Regions from separate parts of the Homo sapiens genome. Here all the other regions are linked to region 2. Evidence: read pairs that join two places in POLR2A ChIA-PET (ENCODE). Cell type or tissue: GM12878. All regions are shown on one strand. Links, peaks and the distances in the headings refer to the core of each region. The heading gives the core; the rest is flanking DNA. Region 1 overlaps EVI5 (ecotropic viral integration site 5). Region 2 has its middle 14 kb from the start of DIPK1A. Region 3 overlaps DIPK1A (divergent protein kinase domain 1A). Region 4 overlaps DIPK1A (divergent protein kinase domain 1A). Region 5 overlaps DIPK1A (divergent protein kinase domain 1A).

What was found. Peaks named below come from ENCODE experiments on the same cell type or tissue, not always from the same donor. Only the 100,000 strongest peaks of a DNase experiment are listed, where the experiment ranks them.
Region 1: POLR2A ChIA-PET joins it to region 2 with 7 read pairs; 3 of 35 experiments call an interaction of 5 or more read pairs at or near these places.
Region 3: POLR2A ChIA-PET joins it to region 2 with 5 read pairs; 18 of 35 experiments call an interaction of 5 or more read pairs at or near these places.
Region 4: POLR2A ChIA-PET joins it to region 2 with 9 read pairs; 8 of 35 experiments call an interaction of 5 or more read pairs at or near these places.
Region 5: POLR2A ChIA-PET joins it to region 2 with 6 read pairs; 14 of 35 experiments call an interaction of 5 or more read pairs at or near these places.

What each region holds. Positions count from the first base shown.
Region 1 is chr1:92,561,859-92,566,627 of GRCh38, reverse strand. It overlaps EVI5 (ecotropic viral integration site 5), which reads left to right. Exons shown (of 20, transcript NM_001350197.2): 19 at 2,891-2,986. Among named protein-coding and RNA genes, the nearest start is that of GFI1, 77 kb to the right of the region's middle. In GM12878, for the core only: no CTCF peak of the experiment used is centred there; a DNase peak (open chromatin) is centred at 2,947; H3K27ac peaks cover 587 bases.
Region 2 is chr1:92,973,465-92,978,233 of GRCh38, reverse strand. It overlaps the pseudogene RN7SL692P. Among named protein-coding and RNA genes, the nearest start is that of DIPK1A, 14 kb to the right of the region's middle. RefSeq lists an enhancer at 4,308-4,497. In GM12878, for the core only: no CTCF peak of the experiment used is centred there; DNase peaks (open chromatin) are centred at 495 and 2,483; H3K4me3 peaks cover 1,916 bases; H3K27ac peaks cover 3,764 bases.
Region 3 is chr1:92,864,521-92,869,289 of GRCh38, reverse strand. All of the region lies in intron 2 of DIPK1A (divergent protein kinase domain 1A), which reads left to right. Among named protein-coding and RNA genes, the nearest start is that of SNORA66, 26 kb to the right of the region's middle. In GM12878, for the core only: no CTCF peak of the experiment used is centred there; no DNase peak of the experiment used is centred there.
Region 4 is chr1:92,905,036-92,909,804 of GRCh38, reverse strand. The region is part of intron 1 of DIPK1A (divergent protein kinase domain 1A); the gene reads left to right. Among named protein-coding and RNA genes, the nearest start is that of DIPK1A, 54 kb to the left of the region's middle. In GM12878, for the core only: no CTCF peak of the experiment used is centred there; no DNase peak of the experiment used is centred there.
Region 5 is chr1:92,922,328-92,927,096 of GRCh38, reverse strand. All of the region lies in intron 1 of DIPK1A (divergent protein kinase domain 1A), which reads left to right. Among named protein-coding and RNA genes, the nearest start is that of DIPK1A, 37 kb to the left of the region's middle. In GM12878, for the core only: no CTCF peak of the experiment used is centred there; no DNase peak of the experiment used is centred there.

The DNA of each region.
Region 1 (4,769 bases), core at 526-4,525, 410 kb after region 2:
GAAGCTTACAGTTAATTTTTCTTGTATAAATAAAAAGAATACACTAAAATAATAAAAAATATAGTATGTTAAATACATAAATCTGTAACATAGTCATTTATTATTGTCAATTATTATCCACTGTGCATAATTGTATATGCCATACATTTATACAACTGGCAGCACAGTAGATTTCTTTACACCAGCACCACCACAAACACGAGTAATGTGTTTTACTATGACATTGTACAACTACAATGTCACTAGGCATTACGAATTTCTTATTATAATCTTATGGGACCATCATCATGTATTCATTCCGTCATTGACCAAAACATCATTATGTGGAACATGACTGCATAAGAAAAAATTTTTAAGTCTATAGAAGCTGTAGTTGGGCTTTTATATCTATGCAAATATTAATTACACTAAACCACTTCAGCAGGCCATATTCTAGTAAAAGGTTTTTAAGACAGATTGTCAAAAGAAAGAGAACAAAGCAAAACAAACAAAAAACAGGGAGTTTTTAGGAATAAGTCGATGAAAGGAGTTGAAGAACAAACTAAGGGTAGTTAGAGATACAATTTGGGTAGGGAGGACAGTTAACACAGAACAGCAGTGTTGTTGGAAAGATGCTTGACCCTATAGGAGTGCTACCCACTCTGTCGCTAGAACATTTCTTTTTTTTTTTTTTTTTTTTGCTCGGGCTGGAATGCAGTGGCGCAATCTCAGCTCACTGCAACCTGCGCCTCCCAGGTTCAAGCGATTCTCCTGCCTCAGCCTCCTGAGTAGCTGGGATTACAGGCACACACTACCACACCCGGCTAATCGTTTGTATTTTTAGTAGAGACAGGGTTTCACCATGTTGGCCAGGCTGGTCTTGAATTCCTGACCTCAGGTGATCCACCTGCCTCGGCCTCCTGAAGTGCTGGGATTACAGGCATGAGCCACCGCGCCTGGCCTGTTGCTAGAACAGTTCTATTTGGTACTTCCTGCCAATGATGTTAGTATACAGTATGTAGGATGAAGTTGGAGGGTAGAGTTGACCAGTCAGAGGACTAAGTCAGAGGATGTTCAAGGTCCCTTCTGACTGTGATTTTAAATATGGGAGGAATCTCCACATTGACAAATGCTTTTCACAGCAACCCATTTCTCTCAAGGTAATTGTAAGACACGTTTTAAACCTGCTTTTAAAAAAACCTGTAAATACTTGGATATTACTAAGGTAACTTTTACAGGAATTTCAAAGCTCTCTAAAGTTAGAATGTGTATCTTTCTGCTCCATATGTACTGATATTGAATGATCTTCAAGTTGTATTATTGAGAGATAATAGCAAAGTACAGAGTAGCATACATAGTGTCTGTAGTATGGATAAACGTGTGCATGTATTCATGTGTGTTTGATTATATATGTGTAAAATATCGTGGAAAGACTACACCAAAAAACTGTTAACAATTGTTGTCTCCATGAAAGGAAACTGGGTGATTGGCAACTGTTAAAAGTAAGCCCATACTCTTTTGGTATCAGGAGTTACTCAGTAGTTTCAGTAGATGGCTCCGGATCAGAGCTGCTTAACATTTTAAGCATCAACACATGGCTTCCTAATTATAAATAATCTGGAGACATCAAAAACAATTCTAGTTTCACTGTTTAATAAGTTCTTTATCTAGGCCAGGCATGGTGGCTCACGCTGTAATCTCAGCACTTTGGGAGGCCAAGGTGGGCGGATCACCTGAGGTCAGGGGTTCGAAACCAGCCTGGCCAACATGGCAAAACCCTGTCTCTACTAAAAATACAAAAATTAGCCAGGCGCAGTGCTGGGCACCTGTAATCCCAGCTACTCAGGAGGCTGAGGCAGGAGAATTGCTTGAACCCAGGTGGCAGAGGTTGCAATGAGCCGAAATCGCGCCATTGCACTCCAGCCTGGGTGACAGCGAGAGTCCATCTCAAAAAAAAAAAAAAAAATCTTTATCTGAAAAATAATTTATGTTCGTTTTCAGGTGGTATAAGAAAAAGTGCCTCTCTTCACCAATCTATATCCCTAGAAAATAGTCCCAGTGCTCACCTGAAACAAACTCTTAGGATCAGAAGCAGCTTTTAATCAGCTGTATCTGGGACTTCCAGTCCACATCGAGAGCTAATTAACCAGAGGAGACTCAAAGTTGTCCTCCCCTTTTTAGAGTGATTTGGACAACTTTTTCTTTTTTTTCCCCCCTTTTCTGTTCCCCAAGCAAAAGCAGATTCCCAAGAATGAAAGAATATGGGAAGCTTGCCATCTTCTTGACTAAGTATTGAATCCCTTACGGTATGAATAGAAAATCATCTGCCCTCAAAATAACTAGATAAATTACTTTGAAATTCTAGGGTAATTTTTTCATCAGTAGATCCATTCAATTACTGATTTCTGAGACTCTTTCAAAAGATATATTTTATAAATTATATTTATTATAAACAACCTTTATTAAGCATTTTTAAAGAAATAATCACACCTGAGGTCAGAAGTTTGAGACCAGCCTGACCAGCATGGAGAAACCCTGTGTCTACTAAAAATACAAAATTAGCCAGGCGTGGTGGCACATGCCTGTTAATCCCAGCTACTCTAGAGGCTGAGGCAAGAGAATTGCTTGAACCCGGGAGGCAGAGGTTGCGGTGAGCCGAGATGGCACCGTTGCACTCCATCCAGCCTGGGCAACAAGAACGAAACTCTGTTTCTAAATAAATAAATTAATTAATTAATTAAAGCATAGTTCATTATGAATTGTTTGTCAGAGGTAGTTTGAGAATGGATTTGTTCAGAATTCAGGTGATTAAAGGGTATGTGCCTATGCTTTTCCTATACCTTGAACTATTTGAGTACATGCTGTGAAAAATTGCCTCTTGTTTTTGCTTTGTTGTTTTGTCACAAAACAGAAAGAAGAAGGAAAGCTTCAAGGACAGCTTAACAAGTCTGATTCTAACCAGTATATTGGGGAACTGAAAGATCAGATAGCAGAGCTGAATCATGAGGTAAGTGATAAATTTTGATCTTCACATATTGCTTTCTTCCTTCCTCTGTATTGTAACAACACTTTATTACTGGTTATAAGACTGACACTTTCATGCTGAATATCTTCTGTGAATTATTGGTTATAATTAATAACATTTTTGAAAATTGTCTTTTTAGCAAGGATCTTCTGTTCTAATATTGGGGATTTATTTCCCTTAACCTCATTAGCATGACCTAGAATGATAAATTAATATTTTCATGGCAAATATTTTATTTTTTTATTGTGGTGTAAAAACTCTTGATAGTTTGCATAGATGTCAAAGTTACTTTAACTAAACTAAAATTTTGCTTATACCTATAGAATAGATTTGTGGTATTTACCGTTGCATGCAGAAGGAAGTCTTTTTACTCTTGTCTTCTTTTACCGCTCATGATGGTATTACTGAGATTGCAAAAAAGGATACTTGCCTAATATCAGTTAACAGATTTCTTAGTATCTGAATGCTTTTTAAACTGGTACTACCTTGAATCTGTGAGATTCAACTCACAAAATTTTCAGTTTTACCAAGTACTATACTGAGTAATTTAAAGTATTTAGTATGTTTTGATTAGAGAGATATGTTAATGTGGCTCGAGGTCAATTTTCTTATCCTTTATTATTTTCTGTTTTAATGATAATATTTGGCTAAACACTAATGGAATACCATCTTTCTTGTTTTGAATTATTTATAAAATAATGTTTATTCACAGTGATGAGATTTGAGAGGGTAGTATAACCTTTATTTGTTTAAAAAGAAGAAGAAAGAGAAATTTTGACCACTAGATGAATTTAAACCTCACAGGAAAAAGTTTAGACGTTACCCTTTCCTGGTATTACACCCTTCAGTTAAAGTCTGTATGTTTTGGGTAATACCTCCTGGAGGTAGTCAGTCTAAGAGTTAATTCTAAATGAAGAAGAAACAAAACATAAACAAAAACAGTAAATCTTAGATGTGGCTCAGTTTAATTTGTTTTGAAATTTGGGGAATCATTCCTGTAAATATCAATTTTCAGCCATGATAACATATGAGGGATTCAGGATCTTACATATAATCTTTACCTATTTGTGTGTATTTATTATAATTTTTTTTTTTAGACGGAGTCTCGCTCTGTCGGCCAGGCTGGAGTGCAGTGGTGCAATCTCTGCTCACTGCAAGCTCCGCCTCCCAGGTTCATGCCATTCTTCTGCCTCAGCCTTCTGAGTAGCTGGGACTACAGGCGCCCGCCACCAGGCTGGCTAATTTTTTGTATTTTTTTAGTAGAGACGGGGTTTCACTGTGTTAGCCAGGATGGTCCTGATCTCCTGACCTCATGATCCGCCCGTCTCAGCCTCCCAAAGTGCTGGGATTACAGGCATGAGCCACTGCACCTGGCCTATTATAATATTTTTAAATCGATAGCCATAGTGTGAAAGAACAAGTTACAATTAAGTGTGTTGTAGAAATCTTTATTCTTTTGAGAACCCCAGGAATTATTTATGTTCAAAAGGTGTTCTCAGAGGAAATTGTGATTAAAATAAAGCAACCTCCCATTTAAAATTTTGATGTCTCATTATAAGGAAGCTTTAATGTTGCTGAAACAAGAAAGTTACGTATAGATTGACTTTATTTCTAAAACTAATGTAAAAGTCAGTCAACAAACATTAACTTTCCCTGTCATATGCTTTGACTAAAAATAATGATATTCTGACCAGGTGTGGGCGCACGCCTATAATCCCAGCACTTTGGGAGGCTGAAGCAGGCAGATCACTTGAGGTCAGGAGTT
Region 2 (4,769 bases), core at 212-4,211:
AAAAAAAAAAAAAGAAAGAAAGAAAGAAAAAAAGAAATTCTCCTTTATTGCAGATTATGAGCCCCATCTTCTTGGCAGGACCACACGGATCTTGCTGTACCTTGCTGAAGAATAATAGACAATAGTTATGGCCTGCTCATCTCACCTGCTCTGTGGAAAAACAGAATCATTAAGTAACAATATTAGGATATCATGGCCCCCCCAGGGGATTTCCTTAAAGATACACATAGACAAAGGTCTAGAAGGAGACACAAGAAACCATCCTTGTGGTTACCAAGAAGGAGCAAGAATAGGGAGGATGGGAGTAGGAGGGCTTTCTGTGTGTTTGAATAATTTACGAGTGATTATTACTTTCATAATTAAAACTCTTTTACTTCCAGCTGAGAATTCATGTTACATGCTCATTGTGTATATGTTAGAATGAACCCAAAAATATAATCTAAGGAAAATCTTTGCCCTGCATTTTCCAGTTCACCCCCATGGGGAAGTTGGGTGACTTTCTATTTAAGTATGCATACTGGTTAGGTGCTTTCCTTTCAGAAAGGGCATCAATTCTCAGTTAATTATGCTTTACTACACCTTGGAACTTCCACACTTCAAGTTCTCAGAAAATATAATCTTGAATTATCTGGTGTTGAATTCTTAGCAAACGTTTACTTGTAAGGATCATGTTGAGGAGAATTGCCTGATAGGATGGGCTCATTCCATAGTCATCCTAAATTTTGTCAGGTTTGGAGATAGATCCTTGGAGAGATTTCTTGGATTACATTGTCTCAATATCAATACCCACCTCCCCCATGACTTGGCCCTTTGCTGACCTACATTTAGCATTTGGCCTTGAATCTATACTGAGAGGTGTTTTAAGAAATACATGGCCAGGCACTGTGGCTCACACCCATAATTCCAACACTTTGGGAGGCTGAGGCAGGCAGATCACCTGAGGTCAGGAGTTTGAGACCAGCCTGGCCAACATGGCAAAACCCTGTCTCTACTAAAAATACAAAAATTAGTCAGGTGTGGTGGCACGTGGGAGCCTGGGAGTTCGAGACCAGCCTGGGCAACATGGTGAAACCCCATCTCTACCTGACTATAGTCCCAGCTACTGGGGAGGCCGAGGCAGGAGAATCACTTGAACCCGGGAGGCGGAGGTTGCAGTGAGCCGAGATCATGTCACTGCACTCCAGCCTGGGCAACAGAGTGAGACTCTGTCTCAAAATAAAAAAAGAAGAACAACAAAAAAAGAAATACATTACGTTCACCATTGTATAAACTGTAGGATAATTGTTGAGAATGATGGAACACACTACAGAGTTGGGCACAGTGGTATGCACCTGGAATCCCCGCTACTTGGGGAGGCTGAGGTGGGAGAATTGCTTGAACCCAGGAGTTGAAGTCCAGCCTGGGTAACATAGTGAGAATTTGTCTCTAAAAAAAAAAAAACCACCACACACTATTCCAAAATATGGCAACTTGGCATACTGAATATTTTAAGCTGAAGGAATTTGAGAAACAACATGTACAGGAAGGATATTCCGGCCTTCCCTTGAAGCAAGTCATAAGATCCTCATGTGAGAGATGCCCTCCCATACTTGGAGAAAAGGAGCATCCCTATCTCCATTGACACAGGAACACCAAAGGGAATCTGGGTGAACAGGCCATGCCATCTCCCAGTTTATTACATTTAGCTAGCTCATGCTTTTTCATTATCCTTTCACATTTCTCCATGACGCTTTACTCTTCATCAAACGTAGCATAAAAACTCTCAACCGCTTCTTCAGCTCTCATTTCCTTATGAAGTCACCTGTGTCATGTAAAACTTATATTAAATAAATTTGTGTGCTTTTTCTCTTGTTAATCTCTCTTGTTCCACTGGTCCCAGCCAATGAACCTAAGATGGGTAGAAGGAAAATATATTTTTTCTCCCCTACAAGAACATTGTCTACATATCACAATAACACAAGCAAAGCTGGTTTCTGTTTGAAAGTATCTGGTCCTCTTTTATCTTATAGACACTGTGAGTATTGTAATAGCTTTGTTTTTCCCTGGCCACTGGGAAATTCATTTATTTATTTAAATATCTGTAATAAGTTTCCTTTGTACCAGGCATCCAGCTGGGTTCTGCAGATAAAAATGATAAACAGAAATGAACATGGCCTGTGTCCTCATAGAGTTTATTATCTAGAAGTGAAGACAGACATCAATCAAATAATCACATAAATATAGTTACATCTAATTATCAATGATGATGAGTGGGTTGGACTGCAGAGGCATCAGAACTTTTCTTGGAAGTCAGGGAAGACTTCTCTGAATTGAGATCTGCAGGATAATTAGAAGTTTGGTAGAGGATGGGGAGAGGCAAGAAGCATTTTGGGAAGTGGGAACAGCATGTGCATGAGCCACGTGACAGGAGGGTTTATAGGCACTGGAGGAACTGAAAGAAGAGCCCTGTGGCTAAACGCAGAACATTTGAGGGACAGTGGCATTAGCTGAGGGTGGGGCAGAAGACAGGTGCCACTAAACCACTGAACTGTTTTAAATGACTAACCACATGAGCTATGATAAATAACTCAACCTTCCAAAGACTGTTTTCTAGGGTGAAAATCTCTGTTCCTTAAGCACACGGTGATGCTGAACGACCTACTGAGCTACCATTAAAGCTACAAACAAACGGCCAGGCGCGGTGGCTCATGCCTGTAATCCCAGCACTTTGGGAGGCCGAGATGGGCGGATCACGAGTTCAGGAGATCGAGATCATCCTGGCTAACACAGTGAAACCCTGTCTCTACTAAAAATACAAAAAAATTAGCTGGGCATGATGGCGGGCGCCTGTAGTCCCAGCTACTCGGGAGGCTGTGGCAGGAGAATGGCATGCACTCAGGGAGGCGGAGCTTGCAGTGAGCCCATCGCACCACTGCACTCCAGCCTAGCGGAGATCACGCCACTGCACTCCAGCCTGGGCGACAGAGCGAGACTCCCTCTAAAAAAAAAAAAAAAACCTACAAACAAATTTGAGCTAAACTTTCTCTAGGGAACAGCATATTGGAAATTTCCACTTAACTCAGGAGGAAGACTACAGAAAAAGGGCCTTTTGGGAGTTTTCTACATCAGTGGGGTGCAGTGTCAGGCCTGTAGTTCCAGCCACTTGGGAGGAGGGGACAGAGGACAGGAGGATAGCGTGCGTGTAGGGGTTCTGGGATGTAGTGCACTGTGGTCACTGGGTCTCAGCACTGAGTTCGGCATCAGTGTGGTGACCTCCCAGTAGTAGGGGACCACCAGGTTGCCTAAGGAGGAGTGAACTGGCCCAGGTCAGAAACAGAGCAGGTCGAAACTCCCATGCTGATCAGTAGTGGGATTGCACCTGTGAATAGCCACTGCACTCATAGTCAACATAGTCAGAACCTGTCTCCCAAAATAAAATTAAAAAATAAAATAAAAACCAAATTATGGGCTGGGCATGGTGGCTCACACCTGTAATCCTAGCACTTTGGAAGGCCCAGGCAGAAGGATCACTTGAGCCCAGTAGTTTGAGGTTGCACTAGCTATGATTACATCACTGCACTCCAGCCTGGGCAACAAAGCAAGACTTCCTCTCTAATTAAAAAAATAGGCCAGGCGCAGTGGCTCACACCTGTAATCCCAGCACTTTGGGAGGCCGAGGCAGGTGGATCACGAGGTCAGGAGTTCAAGACCAGCCTGGCCAACATGGTGAAACCCTGTCTCTATTCAAAATGCAAAAATTAGCCAGGTGTGGTGGCACGCACCTGTAATCCCAGCTACTTGGGAGGCTGAGAGGCAGGAGAATGGCTTGAACCCGGGAGGCAGAGGTTGTGGTGAGCCAAGACCCTGCCACTGCACTCCAGCCTGGGTGATAGAGCGAGACTCCATCTCAAAAATAAATAAATAAATAAATAAATAAATAAATAAATTAAATAAAAATAAATAAATAATGCACTGTGAAAGAACAGCCTCAGGTGTAAATAGTCCTATGATGGGTAACCTACAGGGAGCACTGTCCGCCCTACCTTCTTAAGGATTTTGTTAACATGCACAGAATACTTACAGAAAATACATAAGGCACTTTCAGATATATTATTTTGTTTAATCTGCACAACGAGGTTGGGATATATTATTTTTTTCTATTTTAGAAATGAGAAAACTAAAGCCAGAGAAATTAGGTATATGACTTATTCAAAGTCATATAGCCAGAAAATCATATAACTGGGATTCAAATTCAGGTAATCTGATCCAAATTCATACAAATCACACCAAAGAGGTCTCAACAAGACTGAATGTGGCCCAGAATTGCCTATGAGACCTTCAGCTCTTCATTTCAGCCCCATGGTGGGGAGGTGGGGACTAGACCCACCAATCCTCATTCATAAACCCAATGTAAAAGAAATCTTATCTTCTAAGAAAATGCCCTCACTTCTGCTATCAACACAGTCAGGTAAGACAGGGGAAGAAAGTAATTTACTTATTAAAGAAACTACCTCAGAAGGTCCTCAGCTTAAAAGAAGGAAGTAAAACAGATAAACCCTTTTGCCTAGAGAGATAAAAGATTCTACACTTCCCCAGATGGCCTTGACAGGGAGTGGGTTCTGTGAAATCCACACTTTATAAAGAGAAGGGAAATGTCACCAGACTTTCATATCTGTAGAACTTTGTTAGAGTCTGTAAAGCGGAAAAATATAACATGGGACCAACTGTCAATACTTCTGTTTTTAAAAAAGAAAACCACCTTTGGAACAAAATGAGACCACACTGGAATA
Region 3 (4,769 bases), core at 540-4,539, 110 kb after region 2:
ACTTGGAGGCTGAGGTGAGAGGATCACTTGAGCAAAAGGGGTCGAGGCTGCAGTGAGCCATGATAGCACCACTACACTCCAGCCTGGGCAACAGAATGAGACCCTGTATCAAAATAATAATAATAATAATAATAATAGTGTAATATTTATTTTCAAGGTAACTACTGTCATATAGCAATCATATAAAAAGTATAATCCATTTTAGAAGAGGTATCTATCAGTCAGTTAAATATTTATTGAACATCTACATCTAAGTTATTTTTCTAGGTGCTAGGGATATTGTGGTAAGCAAGATAGAATGCCTTAGGAGCTTTTTTTTTTTTTAAGATTGAGTCTCACTCTGTCACACAGGCTGGAGTGCAGTGGCACGATCTCAGCTCACCACAACCTCCACCTCCCAGATTCAAGCAATTCTCCTGCCTCAGCCTCCCAAGCAGCTGGGATTACAGGCGCCTGCCACCATGCCCGGCTAATTTTTTTATTTTTAGTAGAGACAAGGTTTCACCACGTTGGCCAGGCTGGTCTCGAACTCCTGACCTCAGGTGATCCACCTGCCTCGGCCTTCAAAAGTGCTGGGATTACAGGTATGAGCCACCGCACCCAGCCAAGGAGCTTACGTTCTTATTGTGGAATGTGTATAATTAAAAACAAAAACAAGTAAATAAATAAGGTACTGACAAGTGCAATGAAAACATATGTAATAGCAATGTTTCGTAGAGAATGGCTAGGGCATGCTGTCTTAACTGGAGTGATTGGGAAAAACCTGCCTGAAAAGATGGCATTTTGAATTGGAAGGTGATGAGAGGAAGCAATTGTGTGAGAATCTAGGCAAAAAGCATTTAAAGAGAAAGGACAGTGAATGCAAATGCCCAAAGAAGGGAGCTTGAGGAACCTGATTGCTTTCATATATGGCTTATGAAAATCTGTCTTATTACTTTAGTAACACCATGTACGTTTTTAAATGTTAGATATTAGTGGTACAACCAACCCACTGTGAAGAACTTCTTGATTACTAGCAGCTAAACCATATCATGTTAGCCTGTTGGAAAAAATGCTAGGCTGAAGTGAAAGCCCCAGCCTCACTTTTTCTTGTGCTGTACTGTGTAGCTTTGAGTAAGTGATTTTATTTCATTGGCTTGCTTTAACTACACTATACAGGCTCGAGAAAAGTATCTCTGTCCTACCTGCATCACAGATTTTATGAAGATAAAGTAGAATTGAACCAATTAACCTGATAATCTAACACTGATTGATGCTCTGACATATCCGTTGAACATAGAGAAGGTTCTCAAGTCCTTGACTTTTTTCATTTGATCTGAGACAAGTACCCCATTACTTGTCATTGCTGTAACATAGCATTGTAATTCAAAAATTTCCTGGAAGATTGCTGTAGCTGTTCCATTGAGAGCATTGCCTCCAAGCTGAAATCATTGCTTAGGAGTTAGGGAGGACAGATTATCAACAAAGTGTAATAAGCAGTTTACGGCCGGGCACGGTGGCTCACACCTGTAATCCCAGTGCTTTGGGAGGCTGAGATGGGCAGATCACTTGAGGTCTGGAGTTTGAGATCAGCCCGGCCAACATGGTGAAACCCCATCTCTACTAAAAATACAAAAATTAGCCAGGTGTGCCAGTGCACGCCTATAATCCCAGCTAGTCAGAAAGCCAAGGCAGGAGAATCGCTTGAACCTGGGAGGCAGAGGTTGCAGTGAGCTGAGATTGTGCCACTGCACTCCAGCCTGGGTGACAGAGCAAGACCCTGTCTCAACAACAACAACAACAACAACAAAGTTTATATCTGTTTAACAGTTGTGGTCTATCTTGTGTTCCATAGCTTTCTTCTCTGCATGCCTCTGTCTTTTTCTCTCTCTCTCCATTTGTGTGTGAAGGGTCCCATCCATTGCAGTAGTTAAGAGCATAAGAATTGGAGTAAAAGGGCCAGGCGCAGTGGCCCATGCCTGTAATCCCAGCACTTTGGGAGGCCGAGGCGGGCGGATCACGAGGTCAAGAGATCAAGACCATCCTGGCCAACACAGTGAAACCCCAACTCTACTAAAAAAAAAAAAAAAAAAAAGAATTGGAGTAAAAGAACTTTAGGTTTCAGTTCCAGCTTTGCCATTTCTGAGCTGTATAAGTTGGGCAAATTATTTAGGCTTTGTAAATGGAGATTAATAATACTTTCATATCAGGTGGTCGTAAGGATAAAATGAGTTCATGTATTGAAAGACAACACTGTGTCTGACACATGGTAAATGTACAGTAAGTTATTATTGTTATATTCTCAAGTTCCGCCCTTCAGTCTGACTGGGAAGATAAGACACACACACACACATTATTTAATCAGGTGTATCAGTCAGGATTCAATCAGAGAAGCAAAAGTGATATAAAGAGATTTATTGTAAGGAGTTGGTTTATACAGTTGTGGGAGCTGGCTGGGCAAATCTAAAATCCATATGGAAGGCTATCAGGAAGGGCAGGCTGGAATTCTCAGGCATTGGCTGAAGCTGCTGTCTACAGGCAACATTTTTTCATCAAGGAATCCTCAGTGGCGCTCTTAAGGCCCTTCAACTGGTAGAATCAGGCTCACCCAGACTATCTAGGATACTCTCTCTTAAAGTCAACTGATTATGAATTTTAATTACATCTGCAAAATACCCTCACAGCAACACCTAGATTGTTTGTTTTGATAACTGGGGGCTATGGCCTAGCCAACCTAGTTGGCAGATCAAAAGACCATCACATCAGGTTAAAATGATTTAGTTTGTACGGTAAATAGTTGTACTACAAAAATGTAAAGAAAGAAAGGATCTATGAATAGGGAGATTATTTTAGATAGAATAGTGGGGAAAGGCTTCATAGAGGAGGCAGAACTTCTACAGGGCCTTCAAGGCCAGGTGCGGTGGCTCATGCCTGTAATCCCAGCACTTTGAGAGGCCGAGGCGGGTGGATCACCTGAGGTCAGGAGTTTGAGACCATCCTGGCCAACATGGTGAAAACCCATCTCTACTAAAAATACAAGAATTAGCCGGGCCTGGTGGCACATGCCTATAATCGCAGCTACTCAGGAGGCTGAGGCAGGAGAATCACTTGAACCCGGGAGACGGAGGCTGCAGTGAGCTGAGATCACGCCATTGCACTCCAGCATGGGTGACAGTGAGAGACTCTGTCTCAAAAAACAAACAAACAAGAAAACCCCAGACTTTTGGAGGTTTCTTTTTATATCTGATTAACACTAGACCAGAGAATTCCCAGAACTATGTATTAGTAGCCACTGAACCACAGCCTTGGTTGGGGCTTTTAATTGACTATAAATTAATATATTTTTCTCTTTTGTCTTTTTGTAGTAAATTCTAAAAACAAACAGAATGTTGAACAAATTATATATGCATTTCGTATAAATTATGTACAGTGCATATTAATCTATTAATCAAGTATATCGTTTCAACATTGGAAATCACTATAGAATATTAATATTATTTTCCTGAGATGTTTTCTCTAACCAATGGATAATGTTTGTTAAAAGATTTAGGGTAATGCTATAAGGTAGGAACCAGAACTGAGATTAATTTTGCACACTGTACATTAGTTTGCAATTTGAATTCAAGTTTACTGTTTTCAGTTTTAGTAAAAATATGAAACTTTCCACTGTCATCATCCATTATTTAGGGCTTGACTCTAGTGAGATGGATAATAGGCTTTTAAAACTCCAAGAAGGGAAATGGAGTGGGAATGGTACACCCAGAAAAGCCAATGTTAACTTATGAAAGTTGTAGGCAATGAGAACTGTCTAAAAATGAGAGCAACAACTAACCCTAATTAGATGTGCTTGGAAAAATCCATTTTTTTTTTCACTTGTGCTTTTTTCTTTTTCCATCAAGCTAATTATATAATATGGTGGAGGAGGGGTTGCTTTTTTTGTTTTGTTTGGAGACAGGATCCCTCTCTGCCACCCAGGCTGGAGTGTAGTGGCAGGATCATAGCTCACTGCAGCCTTGAATTCCTGGGATCCAGGGATCCTCCCACCTCAGCCTCTCAAGTAGCTGAGACTACAGGCATGAGCTACCATGCCCAGCTAATTTTTAAAATTTTTATTAGAGATGGGTTATCACTGTGTTGCCCAGGCTGATCTCCAACTCCTGCCCTTAAGCGATCCTCCCACCTAGATATCCTGAGTAGCTGGGATTACAGGTGTAAGTCAATGTTCTTGGCTATATAGTATGTTATATCTTTTTTTTTTTTTTTTTTTTTGAGACGGAGTCTCACTCTGTAGCCCAGGCTGGAGTGCAGTGGCGCAATCTCAGCTCATTGCAACCTCTGCCTCCTGGGTTCAAGCAATTCTCTTGCCTCAGCCTCCTGAGTAGCTGGGATTACAGACACACACCAGTATGCCCAGCTAATTTTTTTGTATTTTTAGTAGAGACAGGATTTTGCCATGTTGGCCAGGCTGGTCTCAATCCCCTGATCTCAGGTAATCTGCCCACCTTGGCCTTCCCGAGTGCTAGGATTATAGGTGTGTGCCACTGTACCCGGCCTTGTTATATCATTTTTTTTTTACATTTTCTCTGATTATAGAAATCACTAATTTATTCATTATTTCAGCAAATCCTATTTGGTGTCTACCCATAAAGAAATTTTACAGTTTGACTTTGTAAGTAAGATTTGTAGGTAAGATTCTCTTGACATAGCATATTTTGTTTGTTGGGTTCTTTCATAAAGGGAAAAAAAGAAGCAGAGAAGAATATTTCCCTTCTATACATTTCTCAGGACCA
Region 4 (4,769 bases), core at 349-4,348, 69 kb after region 2:
TAGTCAAGTTACTTAAAATGATTGCTGTTATTGAAAAGCAGATACAGAGAAATTCTGTTCTACCTTTTGGGATGCCTAGGTTGCAGCTTGTTGAAATCTGAGTGACACTCTCTGCTCTACACCTAGGGCCAATAATCAGAACATCTTCGCTTGGGCTTATGTCAGAGTCCAGTCCTACTGTTTCCCCAATTCCTGGATATACATATTGAGTTGGTGAGTTGTCCTGTGAAAGCCACTCTTTCTGGGCTTGAGGCCAGGAAGCATCTCCCAACTCCTTCCTTTCCAGAGTGATCACAGGAGAACAAGTACATCTCTCCAAAGAAACCTCTGCAAATCCTCCCTCCTCTTGACCCCAGATATGACTCAGGGATGGTGAGGCATCGGAGAACCAGCCTGGACCCGTTTGGCTTTTATTGTGTGTATTTTCTGGGCACCTCATTTTGATGTACAGCTTTTATTTTATCTTTGTGCCTCATAGCACAAAGCACATAGCATTTTGTGTTTTATATAAGTTGGTATTTTGTGTAGTAAAGACACAAAAATATATATAGAATGAGACATACTGAATTTCAGGTATTCTCCTCTGCAGATGAAGGAAAAGATGGGGAATTTATGGAGAGAGGGTTTAGGTGTAGTCATAACATTTTATTTCCTCTTAGAAAAGAGTTTTAGTGTAGCAAACTGTTGACATCTGTTTACATTTAGTGGTGGGTACAGAGCTGCCTTTTATATTACTTTCCTAATTTTCTATATGGATATTTTTTCCTGAATTTGGAAATGTTTTGTAATTTAAAATTATTAATAGATGGAAAAATCGATCTAGGTTACAATACTTTTTCTGCTTTAAGTTTCTCTCTCTTAATTCTGAAAGACAGAGAAAACAGAAATCATCTGGTAGAAGCTGTCCCACCTCCCCACCCTCAGATGTGCATCCATCCTTACACTCTTCCTTCTGCTCTAGGGACAGCGGAGTTGGTGTCTCTCCTTGAGTCCAAGTCCAGCCCCTTTGTCCCCTCTTTGGATCTCTCCCTTCCAACCTCTCAGGAACCTTTGTGCTATTTAGCTGTCAACACCTCACTTTTCTGTCAACATTTAAACATGTGCTAGTTTCTCTTGGCTTTAAAAAACCTCTGCCTCAAGGCTCCTAATGCTCTATGTCTGTCCTCCCCTTCATAGTCTAACTTGTCTTAAGAGGTATCTACCTGGTTGTCTTTAATATCACACCTCCTACTCTTCAGCCTACTCCAGTCTGGCTTCTCTCCCATGAAGTTGCTCTTATCAAGGTCAACAGTGACTTCCATGTTACTAAATCCAATGGATATTTTCCAGTCTCCAACCTTTGACACCATTGACCACTCTCTTCTCAAAATCCTTTCCATGATTTCTGTGTTACAACATTCTCGTTTTCTTCTACCCTATCTGATCTTCCATGCTCTCTTTTATCAGCTTGTCTTTTTTTTACCCAACCATTAAATAGTGAAGATTCTCAGGGATCAGTCCTAAACCCTTTTCTCACTCTAATTTTTTTCCTCAGGTGATGACGACTACTCCCATGGCTTGTTACTTTCCCTGTGATTCCCAAACCTCTACCTCCAGTTCTGACCTCTGTTTTTCCTGCCATAGACCTGTACATACAGCTGCCTGCTAAATATCACTTGCATGACTCATAGACACTTCACTCTCAACATGTTCAAAACTGAACTCATCCTTCCCCAATGTTTTTGTCCTTCAGTGTTTTTGAAAATGGCACTAGAATCCATCTAGTTACTCAAGCCAGAAACTTGGGGCTCCTACTTGATTTCTTCCTCACTATCATCCACTGAGGTGGGAGGATCATTTGAACCTGGGAGGCAGAGTTTGCAGTGAACTGGGATCATGCCACTGAACTCCAGCCTGGGTGCTAGAGTAAGACCCTGTCTCAAAAAAATATATATTTTTAAAATTTTCTTATCAAGATCGAATTTACATAAAGTGAAATGCTGAGATTTTAAGTTGTACAGTTTGTTCAGCTTTGACAAATGCATTCATTAGTGTAAGCCTCATCCCTATTAAGATACAGAACAGGCTGCGCATGGTGGCTCATGCCTGTAATCCCACCACTTTGGGAGGCTGAGGCAGGAGAATCACTTGAGCCCAGGGGAGTTCAAGACAAGCCTGGGCAGCATAGCAAGACCCTGTCTCTACAAAAAAATAAAAAGTAAGCCAGGCATAGCGGGGTACACCTGTAGTCTTAGCTACTCAGGAGGATGAAGTGAGGGGATCCCTTGAGTCTAGGAGTTCAAGGTTGTAATAAGTTTTGATTGTGCCACTGTACTCCAGCCTGTGCCACAGAGCAAGACCCTGTCTCTAAAAAACTTTTTTTAATTAAAAAAAAATTAAAGCACAGAACATTTCCATCTTCCTAGAAATTTCTCTTGTGACCCTTCCCAGTCAGTCACTCTCCAAAGCAACCACTGATCTGATTCAATTTTTTAAATATTTTAATGTATTTTTAAGACAATACTGCAGAATAAAACACAAAAAGATGCTCTAAACCTTAAAAATAATTTATTGGTAGTATTCAAGTGGGGCTGTTCTAAAATATAGGACCTGTGGCATGTGATGATTAACTTTAGTTGCCCTGTTTTGTTCAACTTTAAAATTTTTACTTAGCATTATGGACTGTGCTATGGCAACATCTTCCCATCTCCTTATTATATTATTTCCCCAATTAACTTGTTTAAATCATACCTTAAGACTCCAGCAATTAAAAATATTGATTAGAAATTTTAGATTATTTTGTCATTCATTTGAATATTAAACATTTAAAGAGCCTAACTGAACCCAGACACTGACTTCTTTTGTTTATTTATAGGATAGGTGCAGTAGAGGCAGTTAAATGTGAGCTTGTTTATAATGGTCCACAATGGATTCAGTTCTAATTCAGAGGTACAATCTTTAAAGATAAGAGGTAATTTAGGCTCTCATACAAGTAGCTCAGCCCTTTCATTTACAGGTAGGCTGGTTTTAGGTCCATAGATTCTCTACGGAATTCCATGGCATCGTGAAAAGAGCAAGAGTACTAGGTATTACACTTACCTGGGAGAAACAAACACTACCAGGCCCCACATACTGTGCCTTTTTTTCACTCATCTGCATGCTTTTTTGACTGTGCATCTCTACTGGGAAATTTTTTGAGTATATCCCCCAATGTAGGTATCATTGTATTCATATTATATACATTATCATACTTATATAAATAGGAATTTTAAAATATATATTTTGTCCATGATTAAATTTTATATCTGCATTTTATTGATGAAGACACTAAAACTCAAAGAAGCTTAATAACTTACTCAAGTTCACGTAACTTACTAGTTGGATGATAAGTTGACAAATTCCAAACCATTTTGGGGCCTCATTTATAAAGTTATTCCAACTATGTTATCTTCAAGGCCTCTTCTAGCCCTTAACAACTTGTGCTTCTATGCTAGCTAACACTCATCTGTCTAAGACTTAGTCTCTGATTTAATATTTCTTTGCAGATATGGCCCTATTATCCATATATTAATGGCTAGTAATGTTAGGAAATAGTGGGTGGAAGAAGAGAAACTTACATTTAAAACAGTATCAAGCTAGCTTGTTCTTTGGTATAATTTTTTAAATCCTTCACAGAAATAGAAAAAAAATCCTAAAATTTATGTGGAACCACAGAAGACCCAGAATAGCCAAAGTCATCCTGAGCAAAAAGAACAAAACTAAAGGAATGACATTACTTGACTTAGAATTATACTACAGAGCTATTATAACCAAAACAGCATGGCACTGACATAAAAACAAGCACAGAGACCAAGGGAACAGGATAGAGAACCCAGAAATAAATATATACATCTACAGTGAACTCGTTTTTGACAAAGGTGCCAAGAATATACATTGGGGAAAGGACAGTGTCTTCAATAAATGGTCCTGAGAAAACTGGATATCCTTATGCAGAAGAATTAAACTAGACCCCTATCTCTCAACAAAAACAAAAATCAAATCAAAATGGATTAAAGACTTAAATCTAATACCTGAAATTATGAAACTACTACCAGAAAACACTGGGGAAATTCTCCAGGAAATTGGTCTGGGCAAAGATTTATTGATTAATACCCTAAAGTACAGGCAACCAAAGTGAAAATGGACAAATGGAATCACGTCAAGTTAAAAAGCTTCTGCACACCAATGGAAACAATCAACCAAGTGAAGAGACAACCCACAGAATGGGAGAAAATATTTGCAAACTACCCATCTGACAAAGGGATTAATAACCAGGATATATAAGGAACTTAATAGGGAAAAAATCTAATAATCTGATTTTAAAATGGGCAAAAGATCTGAATAATGTTTCTTAGAAGAAAACATACAAATGGCAATCAGGTATATGAAAAGGTACTTAACATTGCTGATCATCAGAGAAATGTATCTCACTCTAGTTAAAATGGCTTCTATCCAAAAGACAGGCAATAACAAATGCTGGCAAGGATGTAGATAAAAAGGAACCCTTGTATGTTTTTGATGGGAATGTAGGTTAGTACAGCCATTATAGAGAATGGCATGGTTGTTCCTCAGAAAACTAAAAATAGATCTACCATATGATCTGGCAATCCCACTGCTAGGTATACACCCAAAAGAAAGGAATTAAGTATATAAAATAGGTTTCTGCATTCCCATTAGATTGTAGCACTATTCACAATAGCTAAGATTTGGAAGCAACCTAAGTGTCCATCAGCAGATGAACAGATAAAGAA
Region 5 (4,769 bases), core at 407-4,406, 51 kb after region 2:
ATACTAAATTTTTTTTTTCAGTTCACCCCAAAAGAGGAACAGAGAAACAGCAAACAGATGAGACAAATGCAAAACACTAAAATGGCCAGTCCAGCCAAATCCAGCCAAATCAAATGTAAATCAACTTAACATTACAATTAAAAGATAGAGATTGTCAAGTTGGATAAAAGCATTGCCCAACTTTAAGCTGTCTGCAAGGCATGCACTTAACAAAAGATACAAAGCTTCAAAGTAAAAGGATGGGAGAGGATATACTGTGCAAACAAATAATTCGAGAGTTAGAATAGATAATTTAATAATGGAAAAGATGGACTTCAAGGAGTACTACCAGAGATAAACAGGGACATTTTATAATTTTAAAAACTCAATATATCAGAAAGACATAATCCCAAATGTATGTATGCCTAATTAGCTTCAAAATACATAAACCATAAAACTGACAGATGGAAGAAAGGATTCAAGTCCACAGTCATACTTGGAGATTTTCATATCCCTTTTAGAGCAATTAGTAGAACAACTAAGCCAAAAGTCTGTACAGATATAGAAGATCTTAATAGCCCTGTTAACCAGCTTGCCCCAGTTAATATTTATAGAACCCAATACCCAAAAAATACAGAATAAACAGTCTTTTTAGGTACCATGGAACTTTTACCAAGATAGACCATATCCAGGGCCATGAAACAAGTCTTAATAAGTTTTAGAAGATTGAGATCTAACAGAGTATGTTTTCTGATTACAGTTGAATTAAAATACAAGTCAGTAACAAAAAGATATTTGGAAAACCCCCAAAGATTTGGAAATTAGATAGTGTATTTCTGAAAATATTTTGAACTGAATGATAATAAAAAATGTGTTAGCATTTTTGGGATGCAGTTAAAGCACTGCTTACAGAGAAATTTATAGCTTTAATTGTTCATATTAGAAAGGAAGAAGTGTTAAAATGTAATATTTAAGTTACCAGAAGGTGGAAAAAAATAAGCAAATTAAACCCAAGAAAGAAGAAAGTAAAGACAATAGCAGATATCAATTAATTAGAAAATAGACAACAGAGACAATAAACAAAACCAAAATGGATTTTTTCAAAAGATCAAAAAAATTGAAAATGCCTAGAAAAAGCTTATTATATACCAATACTGATAATGAAGGAGGAGCATGATTATGTATCTGTAAACTTCAAAAAGATAATCGAATTCTAAAAACAACTTTACACCAATAAATTTGATGCCTTCGATGAAACAAATTCCTGGAAAAATGCAGCTTTCCAAAACTGACACAAAATTAAATTTAAAAACTGAATAGTCTTGGCCTGGCACGGTGGCTCACACCTGTAATCCCAACACTTTGGGAGGCTGAGGAGGGTGGATCACAAGGTCCGAAGTTCAAGACCAGCCTGGCCAACATGGTGAAACCCCCCATCTCTACTAAAAATACAAAAATAAGCCAGGTATGGTGGTGCATGCCTGTAATCCCAGCTACTCGGGAGGCTGAGGCAGGAGAATTGCTTCAATCTGGGAGGTGGAGGTTGCAGTGAGCCGAGATCGTACCCCTGCACTCCATCCTGGGTTGCAGCGCGAGACTGTCTCAAAAACAAAAGCAAAAAAACAAAAAAACCCCAAAAAACTGAATAGTCTTTTATGTGTCAAGGAAATTCACTTTGTGATAGAAAACATTCCTACAAAGAAAACTTCAGGCCCAGAGAGTATCAAAAGTGAATTCTCAAACATTTGTGAAAGACACTGTAAAATCTAACAAACAGCTTCAGAAAATGAAGAAGAAATAACTTCTCAACTAATTTTGTGAGGCTAGTATAATTCAGATACTAAAATCTAGTAAAGACATTATGAAAAGTTAAAAATCTCTTATGAACATACATAAAGCTGTTTAACAAAATATTAACAAATTGAATCCAGCTATAAATAAAAGGATTAATACAACATGACCAAGTGGGTTTTATCCCAGGAATATAAAATTGGTTTTGTATTTGAAAATAAATAAATGTAATCCACCACATTAATGATAAGGAGAAGAAATGTGGCCATCTCAATAGACACAGAAAAAGCATTTGACCAAAATCAGCATGGGGCTTAAATAAAATCCAGCAAACTGGAATTAGAAGATAGTTTCATCAATCTGATAAAGGGCATCTACAACATGACTTCAGCTAACATCATTCTTAGTAATAAGCCCCTGAGGACTATGCCTTTAATATCTGGAACAAGGCAAGTGCAGGGAGCCGAAGGCCCATGGGACATGACCAACTCAGCATTCCACTGGAAGCTATATGATCAAACAGCAAACTGTTTATCATGAATGCAGGATATGAGCAAACTCACAAGTGCTCCTGCCGACAGAAGATTTGCTGGACTCAATCACTCCCTGACACCGACGTTATCTACTGCGACATCTAGAGCCTGTTGTTCGAAGAATGCAGTCTTGAAAGCCTACTCCGGACCGAGCAGCTGACCCCTTCTTCCACCCACCTTCTCACTATCTCTTTTGCCTAGAAATACGGAGGGCTGTGTAGAGCTCAGGGCCCTTGTCCACTAGAGGCAAGGTGCCCCCTGACTCCTTCTTCCAAATATACTGTTTTGTCTTTGTCTTCTATTCCCGCATTCACTCCCTCTTTTTTCAGTTCCCCTTGATCCGTGCGGGTTATATAGTGGCGCCCTGAACAGCGACAGAATTGGGTGCTACACAGGCAAGGATACCATTCTCAAAATTTCTACTCAACATTTTTCTGAATGTCCTTGCCAATGCAATAAGGCAAGGAGAAGTAAAAAAAAAAAAGATTAAAAAGGAAGAAGTAAAAGCTCCCTATTCTCAGATTATTTATATAGTAGAATATCCTGAGGAATCAATTTTAAAACTACTATAAACAATAAGTAAATTTAACAAAGTCTTGAGATACAAGGGCAATAAAAAATTAACTGTTTTTACTTAAATAAGATTTAAAAACCAATTATCTTTTAATAGCATCAAAAATACTTAAGAATAAATTTAACAAACATGCACACCTCTACACTGAAAAGTATAAAATACTGCTGAGAGAAATTTAAAAAGATTTAAATAAATGGAGAGGTATGTTATTTGAGTCCCTAAATTCTGTTTCAGTTGAAGCCAATTAGAGATAGACTTTCCATGGACTAATAACGAAAAGAGTCTCAAGTAATATGCTGGAGATTGTAGTTTCGTTTTTGTTTTGTTTTGTTTTGTTTCGAAATATTCCATCATTTCTGTGTAACACTAAGCCTGATGGTTGGATTTGAGTTTAGCAGACCTGCCCCAGATGGAAGCCTGTTAAGACACTGGGAATTAGATTAGAAGTTATGCTCATCAACTATGCAGCTGTAGATTAGAGCAGACGATTCCACTAGTACATATGTTGACAGAATGGGGCCAGTGGTGGTTCATATACCTGTTTGTTGTCAAATACCAGGTCTAGATGTTTTCCTCATCCTCAAATGAGAGATCACATAGCAATATGGGACTTATAAAACTTTCAGAACAAAGGGAACATCATTATGAAGATTTAGAGGAAGAGCAACTCTCTGAAAATTATTTATTATAGAAATGTAAGAAATTTTGAAACTTTTCTAGCATCCTTAGTTGATTCAGGAAGATATAGCCTCTGTGGAACTGAAGTATAAAAGTATAAGGAACAGGCTGAGTGAGGTGGCTCATGCCTGTAATCCTAGCACTTTGGGAGGCCAAGGCAGGCAGTAACAAGGTCAGGAGTTCGAGACCAGCCTGGCCAATATGGTGAAATCCCGTCTCTACTAAAAATACAAAAATTACCCAGGCGTGGTGGTGGGCGCCTATAGTCCCAGCTACTCGGAAGGCTGAGGCAGCAGAATCACTTGAACCCAGGAGGCAGAGGTTGCAGTGAGCCGAGATCGTGCCACTGCACCCCAGCCTGGGCAACAGAGTGAGACTCCATCTCAAAAAAACAAAAACAAACATACATACACAAAAAGTATAAGGAGCAAATAGGCTGAGATGAAAAGGGAACAATAAGCATGGAAAGCTACAGGTAAACTGGACATGAAATAGCAGTGAAGATATAAACTGAAGACAGTGTTAAAAGCAGGATTCACCCTGAGGTGTACTGAAGCAATGATGTGGAAAACAGATTTGAGAAATTTTCTCAGAATGCAGAGGAAAAAAAAAAAAGGAGATGAAAACTGTGAGGGAGATGGTAGCTATGGATGACAGACTTTTCTACAGCACCAGTGCCAGAACTTGTGAGCCAAAGTTTTCAGGGGAAAAGGTTGTGACTAGAGAGTGTTGTACTGGCTGCATTTTGTTTCATTCTCGAAGGTTACAGACATTCATGTATGCCAGGGTTCAAAATATGCTGTGCACATAGCCTTCTTGGAGAACTAAAACAAATGAACAAAGTTTTAATTGACTGAAAGACAAATCAAAATGAACTTAAGAATAGGATTTATGTTACTAAACACCTTCAGACTTCCAGAGGACTGCCAGCAAGTATAGGGCCCTCCCGAGTTCTTAGAATCCTCATCTTAGCAAACCGCATTGATTGAACCGTGTCCATGGATGAGTCTGCAGAAATGTGTGTCGTGTTGGCATCTGGATTACACTTAAAAGCAAACAGTTCCCTCATGAGTTATTCTCCCCGGACGAAATTGTGTAGTTGGGCGCAAATAATTCGTCTGGAAAACCCTCTCCCTGAGGCATTATTTACCACAAGATCCAGAAGTTCAATTAAATAAGATTACAGTACAATAATGCTAAAAAAAAAAGAAAAG